Regions from separate parts of the Homo sapiens genome. Here region 2 is linked to region 1. A link is an interaction called in ENCODE POLR2A ChIA-PET data of the cell type or tissue named here. Cell type or tissue: Panc1. All regions are shown on one strand. Links, peaks and the distances in the headings refer to the core of each region. The heading gives the core; the rest is flanking DNA.

Region 1 (4,396 bases), core at 171-4,170:
CCATTGCTCCCAGGCTACGGACCTGTACAGCAAGTACTGAGTACTGCAGGCAATTGCAGCACAATAGGAAGTATTTATGTCTCCAAACGTATCTAAACAGAAAAGGTAAAATACAAATATGGTAATATAATCTTAAGGGACCGCATCAAGAAATGACTGGCAAAGTTCACGTAAAAATGCCCTTGGCAATTATGCATGATTTGACCTGCAATAACTACTGGGTCCCACATAATGAGCGGAAGGTCGGGCACCCTACTACACCTCATAATTCACATGGGTAATTTGATGTAGTTGTTAATGGTCTGCCGTAAAAAAGAGTCATCATCCTAACAGCTCCAAAGCTATTTCTGTAACTGATCTTTATCCTAGCAGTCACAGCCGAACACGCCCACATGGATCCTCAGTGAAAGGCAAAGTTAGAAGCTGGCAAGCTCTCCATTAGCTGCAATCATGCTGGTCTAAGATGAATCCTTTTATTGGAAATCTGGTGGGCAAAGCCACAGAAGCTCTCTTTTCTCTGGGAAATAATATAGCTTCTAGGTAATGTGTGCTTTACAGCCCACACCTCCTGGCCATGCTTTGCCCTAGGGATGGGGTGACACAGTGGGAGAGAGTGAGGGGGAAGGGAAGGGGGAGAGGGAGGAGGAAGAAAGAGGGAGGGAAAGCGGGTGGGGGAGGAGGAGTGGGCATGAGGGGGAAGAGAGAAGGAAGGGGAAGCGGAAGGGGAGAGGGAGAAGAGGGAGGGGAAGTGAGAAGGAAGGGGAAGAGAGGGAGAAGGAGGAGGAAGGAAAGGGACAAGAGGGAAGGATGAGAGGGAGAGAGAAGGGCTTCAAACAACCTTCAACACACACAGAATGGCCCTCTGCTTCTATTTCTTTCTTTTAACCAATAATTTAATTGAAAAAGAATTTTAAGGCCCAGTGTATTGGCTCATGCCTGTAATCCCAGCACTTTGGGAGGCTGAGGCAGGTGGATCACTTGAGGTCAGGAGTTTGAGACCAGCCTGGCCAACATGGTGAAACCCTGTGTCTACTAAAAATACAAAATTGTGCTGGGGAAGCTGAAGCAGGAGCTACTGGGGAGGCTGAGGCAGGAGAATCACTTGAACATGGGAGGCAGAGGTTGCAGTGAGCTGAGATTGCGCCACTGCACTCTAGCCTAGGCAACAGAGTGAGACTCTTGTCAAAAGAAAGAAAGAAAGAAAGAAAAGAAGGAAGGAAGGAAGGAAGGGGAAGGAAGGGAAGGGAAGGAGGGAGGGAAGGAGGGAGGGAAGAAGGAAGGAAGGAAGGAATTTTAAGGCTAAGTACAGACAGTCACGTACCAGTTTCAGTCAACTATGAACCAAATATACAGCAATGGTATATTTGCTGTGTCCCATAAGAGTATAATGGAGCTGGAAAATTCCTATCACCCAGTCACATCTTGATGATCCTGAACCTGTGTAGGCTAATGTATATGTATGTGTCTTAGTTTGTAACAACAAATTTTTAAAGTAAAAAAAAATAAAAAAATTTTTAAAATAGAAAAAAGTTTATAGAATAAGGATACAAAGAAAGAAAATAATTTTGTAAAGCTGTAAAATGCGTTTGTGTTTTAAGCTGTTTTGTAAAAGAGTCAAAAAGTTAAAACAAATTAAAAAGTTTATAAAATAAGAGAGTTACAGTAAGCTAAGGTTAATTTATTATAATATTATTATATAATTTATAATTAATTTATTATAATAATATTCTTTTAAAATATGGAACACTGCATGAATTTACATGTTGATATGGTTTGGCTGTGTCCCCACCCAAATCTCATCTTGAATTGTAATCCCCATAATCCCCACATGTCATAGGAGGGACCCAGCGGGAAGTGATTGGATCACAGGGGCAATTTCCCCCATGCTGTTATTGTGATAGTGAGTGAGTTGTCATGAGATCTGATTTTTTTTTTTTTTTTTTTGCGACAGAGTCTTGCTCTGTAGCCCAGGCTGGAGTGCAATGGCATGATCTCGGCTCACTGCAACCTCTGCCTCCTGGGTTCAAGTGATTCTCCTGCCTCAGCCCCCTGAGTAGCTGGGATTACAGGCACCTGCCACCTTGCCCGGCTAATTTTTGTATTTTTAGTAGAGACGGGGTTTCCCCATGTTGGCCAGGCTGGTCTTGAACTCCTGACCTCAGGTGATCTGCCCGCCTCGGCCTCCCAAAGTGCTAGGATTATAGGTATGAGCCACCGCGCCCTGCCGAGATCTGATGGTTTTATACATGTCTAGCATTTCCCCTGCTTGCACTCACTTCTCCTTCCTGCTGCCTTGTGAAGAAGGTGCCCTGCTTTTCCTTTGCCTTCTGCCACGATTGTGTTTCTTTTCTAAGGTCTCCCCAGCCATGCTGAACTGTGAGTCAGTTAAACTTCTTTCCTTTATAAATTACCCACTCTCGGGTATTTCTTTACAGCAATGTGAGAACAGATTAATTCACATGTCATCCTTGCACAGGGGCCATGCTGATCTTCTCTGTGTCATTCCTTAATTTATTACTGAAGAAAGAAAAATACTTGTTACACATTTAGCATAGCCTACGTGTACAATGTTTATCAAGTCCACAGCAGTGTACAGTAATGCCCTAGGCCTTCACATTCACTCACCACTCACTCACTCATTGACTCATCCAGGGCAACTTCCGTTCCTGTAAGCCTCGTCCATGGTAAGTGCGCCATTCAGGTGTACCATTTTTATCTTTTTGTAATTGTAATTTTAATTAAAATAAATTTTTTTTATAGAGTTGAGGTCTTGCTTCGTTGCCTAGGCTGGTGTTGAACTGCTGGCTTCAAGTGATCCTCCCACCTTGGCTTCCCAAAGTGCTAGGATTACAGGCATAAGCCACTGTACCCAGCCCATTTTTATCTTTTTTTTTCATTTTAAATTTAGTTTATTGGTTAAATCATGACATAGAAGTTCACTGTTCAAAAAATCATTAAAGATTATTGTGGCCGGGTGTGGTGGCTCACGCCTGTAATCCCAGCACTTTGGGAGGCCGAAGCAGGTGGATCATGAGGTCAGGAGTTCAAGATCAGCCTGGCCAATATGGTGAAACCCCGTCTCTACTAAAAAAAATACAAAAATTAGCTGGGCATGGTGGTGTGCGCCTGTAGTCTCAGCTACTCGGGAGGCTGAGGCAAGAGAATCGCTTGAACCTGGGAGGCAGAGGTTGCAGTGAGCCCAGATCGTGCCACTGCACTCCAGCCTGGGCGACAGAGTGAGACTCCGTCTCAAAACAAACAAACAAACAAAAAAACCAAAAAAGATTACTGCAAATAGCTGAAGACCTAGATCCTGAGACACAATTGCATTTGTTATGCATCTTAAAGTTTAATATTTTTATTGTACCATACAGGTTAGTACTGTTATTGTCAGTATGTACTTTCATAAAAACATATAGTATGAATCATTTTCTTTTAAAAATGCTTCAAGGCAGGGCACGGTGGCTCATGCCTGTAATCCCAGCACTTTGGGAGGCTGAGGTGGGGGGATCATGAGGTCAAGAGATTGAGATCATCCTGGCCAACATGGTGAAATCCTGTCTCTACTAAAAATACAAAATTAGCCAGGCATGGTGGCGGGCACGTTTAGTCCCAACTACTTGGGAGGCTGAGGCAGGAGAATGGCTTGAACCCAGGAGGTGGAGGTTGCAGTGAGCTGAGATCGCACCACTGCACTCTAGCCTGGGTGACAGAGCAAGACTCTGTTTCAAAAAAAAAAAAGTTTCTAAACCTTTTAAAATGTGTGTAATATAGAATACATACAAAAAATACATTTAAATGCACAGAATAATGGATTATTATGAAGTGAACCCAAGGACAATGGCCTAATGACTTTAGAAATAAACACCGTCAGTATTCCCAAAGTCCCATACCTACGTGTTCATTGCCTAACCTTTTGAGAATTTCTTCTTCTTTTTTTTGTTTTCAACTTTTATTTTAGGTTCAGAGGTACATGTACAGGTTTGTTATGTAGGTAAATATCATGTCACTGGGGTGTGCTGTATAGATTATTTCATTACCCAGGTAATAAGCATGATGCCTGCTAGGTTGTTTTTCCATCCTCACCCTCTTCCCACTCTCCACCCTCAGGTGGGCCCCTGTGTGTATTGTTCTCCTCTTTGTGTTCACGTGTACTCAGTGTTTTGCTCACACTTATAAGTGAGAACATGCTGGATTTGGTTTTCTTTTCCTTTGTTAGTTTGCTTAGGATAATGGCCTCTAGCTCCATCCATGTTGCTGCAAAGGACATTATTTTGTTCTTTTTCATGGCTGTGTAGTGTTCCATGGTATATATGTACTATATATATATATTTTTTTTTACCATTTTTATCTTTTATACCACTTTTTTTTTTTTTTTTTTTTTGAGACGGAATCT
Region 2 (4,396 bases), core at 90-4,089, 200 kb before region 1:
TCCCCTGCTGCATGTGCACATGGCCCAGAGCCTGGCCAGGGTTGTCTGAAGGGCTAAGGGAGCTCAGGGATAGAAGTGGTGGGGTGCAGGGGAGACGGTGGGGAGACAGTGGGGAGAGAGCCAATCCAAGTAGACATTGTTATGCGTGTGTCCACTTCTCAGCCATGCTCTTGGCAGGAACGCTTCCAACTTTCTGCAGGCCTTCTCTCTCCCCACCTTAATTGAGGTTGTGGCTGGGTTGGTTTCTTTGTTTCATTTTGAGACCAAGTCTCGCTGTCTTGCCCAGGCTGGAGTGCAGTGGTGATATCGTGGGTCACTGTAGTCTCGATCTCGAAGGCTTAAGTGATCCTCCCACCTCAGCCTCCCAAGTAGCTGGGACTACAGGGATATGGCACCATGCCTGGCTGATTTTTTTTAATTTTTATTTTTAGTAGAGATGTTGCCCAGGCTGGTCTCAAACTCCTGGGCTCAAGCAATCCTCCCACCTAGGCCTCCCAAAGTGCTAGGATTACAGGTGTGAGCCACCACGCCCAGCCAGATATGGCTGTTATAAGGGACAATTTAGCCAAATGTTTATAAAGTACTCAGCAATGATAGTATGATCTATAAATGCTAAATAACTATTGGGTTGAAATATAAGGAGTACACTTCTATTTATTTATTTTTATTTATTTTTGAGACAGAGTCTCATTCTGTTGCCCAGGCTGGAGTACGATGGCACAATCTTGGCTCACTGCAACCTCTCCCTCCCCAGTTCAAGTGATTCTCATGCCTCAGCCTCTTGAGTGGATAGGATTACAGGCATGCACCACCACACCTGGCTAATTTTTGGATTTTTAGTAGAAATGGGGTTTTGCTGTGTTGCCTAGGGTAGTCTCAAACTCCTGAGCTCAATCGGATGCCTGCCTTAGCCTCCCAAAGTGCTGGGATTACAGGTGTGAGCCGCTGCGCCTGGTCCAGGAGTACGTCTTTAAATAGAACATTCATCAGACTGCAATTACACATGCCTTAGCTGGGGAGCTCACCAAAATTCCTCTCATTTTCATCAGATTATTAATATTTCATCAATATTAATTATAGAACACGGTGGCCCTGCTTTGGAAGTAGAGGATGCTGGTGCCCACCTTGCAAGTGGCTACACTGAGGCACAGAAGTAGTAGATAACTTTCTTTTTTTGTTTGTTTGTTTGTTTGTTTGTTTTTTTGAGACAGGGTCTTACTTTGTCACCCAGGCTGGAGTGTAGTGGTGCAAACACAGCTCATTGTAGCTTCTACCTCCTGGGCTCAGGTGATCCTCCCACTTCAGCACCCCCGAGTAGCTGGGACTACAGGAGTACACCACTCTGCCCAGCTAATTTTTGTATTTTTTCTAGAGATAGGGTTTTACCATGTTGCCCAGACTGGTCTTGAATTCCTGGGCTCAAGTGATCCTCCCACCTTAAAATCACGCGGTGACTCGGGGATGTTAACTGAGAAAACAGCTCAGGATCTTTTCCACACCACTTCTCTGTTAAGTTTGAACCACATGTTCTGAAAACACCCCTTCAAAAATGCTGACTTAAGCATCTGGGCCAGAATTCTTCAAGAAGTGAATTCTTACCTCTCCTCTTCTGTGCATTCCACTGGGATTTTATTGTATATGTTATGAATGTACAGTATTGACCTATATTGGCCATAAAAACATGCACCTGTTAAACAGGAAGGATGCCTAAAAACCGTCAGGAGGGGCTATCTCTGGGGAGGGGAACTGAGGACAGAGGTGGAGGAAAAAGATTTTCTCTCTTTTCTGTTTTTTTTTTTTTTTTTTTTTTTTTTAAGATGGAGTCTCGCTCTGTCACCCAGACAGCGAGCGAACAGTCTGGGCTCACTGCAACCTCCGCCTCCCAGGTTCAAGCCATTCTCCTGTCTCAGCCTCCTGAGTAGCTAGGACTACAGGCGCCTGCCACCACACCCAGCTAATTTTTGTATTTTTAGTAGAGACAGGGTTTCTCCATTTTGGCCATGCTGGTCTTGAACTTCTAACCTCAGGTGATCTGCCAGCCTCGGCTTCCCAAAGTGCCGGGATTACAAGTGTGAGCCACCATGCCTGGCCAGTTATTCTTTTTAACAGCTACTCTTTTTTTTTTTTTTTTTTTTTTTGAGACAGAGTCTTGCTCTGTCGCCCAGGCTGGAGTGCAGTGTCATGATCTCGACTCACTGCAACCTCTGCCTCCCGGGTTCAAGTGATTCTCCTGCCTCAGCCTCCTGTGTAGCTAGGACTACAGGCACGTGCTAATTTTTATATTTTTAGTAGAGACAGGGTTTCACCGTGTTAGCCAGGTCTCAATCTCCTGACCTCGTGATCTGCCTGCCTCAGCCTCCCAAAGTGCTAGGATTACAGGTGTGAGCCACCAAGCCCAGCCTAACAGCTACTTTTTAAGGCTTTTAGTTCATGCTGCCAAGTTGCCCTCCACTGACGTTGACTCCATTTACCTGACCACTGGCAAGGCAGAGTCACGTGTTTTCCAGCACTCTTGCCAACATTCAACTTTGTACCTTTTTTTTTCCTCGAAATGTTTATTATAGTAAAATACACATAAGACTTACCATCTGTGCCGTTTTAAGTGTATAGTTCGCGGCATTGAAAACATTGCTAATGTTGTGCACCTGTCACCACCATCCATCTCCAGGACTTTCTTCTAGTAAAACTCAACTTTATAATTTTTAACATTTGCCAATATAATGGGCAGTTATTTAAAATGTGCCTTTCTTTAACTGCAGGTAAGCTTTTTCTCCTACTTTTTCCTCTGGCACACCTTCATTCTTGAACCCCTCCCATTGGATCTTCTGGCTTTTCCAGCCTCTGGCTCCTCCGCTGTAGCTTTGATTGACACTTCTGTCACACCTTTAGTGTCCCCTCAGACAACATCACACATCCCCTATGTGTTTGTGATCTGTGTCCACGTGTCTACGTGTCTGTAGGTCTAGGACGTGCTTTCTGTTTAACCGTCACCAGCTGCTCCAGGTGGAAGGCCTTCCCTCTCAGGCTTACCCCAGCCAGCCTCAGCATCCTCTCGGGTGATTGCAGCCTCACTGAAGACCATCCCCCAGAGGCCTGCGTGCTGGAGAAACTGTCCCTGGCCTCTTTCCCATTGACCTGGCTGGTGCTTCCATTTGAATGGTGTCTCTGTCTTCCTACTAGCTAGTGAGCCCTTGGAGGATGGACGTTTCATCTTCTCCTCTTTCTTCTCTCTTCCTCCCCTTCTACTCTTCCAGCCCCCAGAATTTAGCATAGTGCTGTGAATATAGTGTTGCTTAATAAATAAATGTCTGTAGGAATTAAGTTGGCATTCTGGGGATGGAAAGCATAAATAATTTGGAGGTAATCCTTTCTTTCATTTGTTCTATCATATTCTCACTTAGTATTTTCTTCCTGAAAATTATGACTGTGGGGCAACTGTTGTATTTCTGAGTTCTGCTTTCAACCCACCACCAAAAACTAAAGTCTCCACTTGGAAACTGTATATTTTCAGTCATTAAGAGGTTTTCCCACCTTGCCCATTGTGTTCCAATGGAACTTTTCTGCAGGGATGGGAATGATCTTTATGTGAGCTGTCCACACAATGCCCAGGGCTGCATGTGGCCATGGAGCATTTGAAATGGGTCTAGCGCAACTGAGAAGTTAAGTTTGTTTGATTTCAATTAATTTAAGTAGTCATGTGTGGCTAGTGACTACCATATTGGAAAACACAACTGTATACATCATAGAAATGTCAGCTTGGCTGTGTGTGGTGGCTCACGCCTGTAATCCCAGCACTTTGGAAGGCTGAGGCATGTGGATCACTTGAGGTCAGGAGTTTGAGGTCAGCCTGACCAACATGGTGAAACCCCATCTCTACTAAAAATACAAAAATTAGCCAGGTGTGGTGGCACATGCCTGTGGTCCCAGCCACTTGGGAGGTTGAGGCAGGAGAATTGCTTGAACCCGAGAGATGGAGGCTGCAGTGAGCCAAGATTGTGCCACTGCACTGCAGCCTCCAGTGTGGGTGACAGAGCAAGACTCCGTCTCAAAAAAAGAAAGAAAAAATAAAAAAAGCATCAACTGTTAGCAAAGTATTTTTAGAAAATTTAGAGACATATTTTGATTTTTCCCTTTTTATAAGCATCTTAGAGCTAAAACTCTGCTTATCAGGCTAATTATTATATATCAAGTGATTAAATGCCAGGACCATTTATTAAGGCTAAAATTTGGACTTAAGACTTTTACTAATCCACGAGTAATCTACCCATGACTGTTCATGACTATCCCAAAGCTGGATGTTGTCTGTCTCTGGGCCCTGTGTGCTCGCATGCGCGTGTGTGGTGTGTGTGTGCGTGTGTGTGTGTGTGTGCGCACGTGCACGCATTTACCAAATGCA

The links. Peaks named below come from ENCODE experiments on the same cell type or tissue, not always from the same donor. Only the 100,000 strongest peaks of a DNase experiment are listed, where the experiment ranks them.
Region 2: POLR2A ChIA-PET joins it to region 1 with 13 read pairs; 4 of 35 experiments call an interaction of 5 or more read pairs at or near these places.

What each region holds. Positions count from the first base shown.
Region 1 is chr6:158,924,035-158,928,430 of GRCh38, forward strand. It overlaps the pseudogene RNU6-293P. Among named protein-coding and RNA genes, the nearest start is that of LINC02901, 56 kb to the left of the region's middle. In Panc1, for the core only: no CTCF peak of the experiment used is centred there; a DNase peak (open chromatin) is centred at 2,617.
Region 2 is chr6:158,720,975-158,725,370 of GRCh38, forward strand. All of the region lies in intron 10 of SYTL3 (synaptotagmin like 3), which reads left to right. Among named protein-coding and RNA genes, the nearest start is that of MIR3918, 42 kb to the right of the region's middle. RefSeq lists enhancers at 1-287, 40-139. In Panc1, for the core only: no CTCF peak of the experiment used is centred there; no DNase peak of the experiment used is centred there.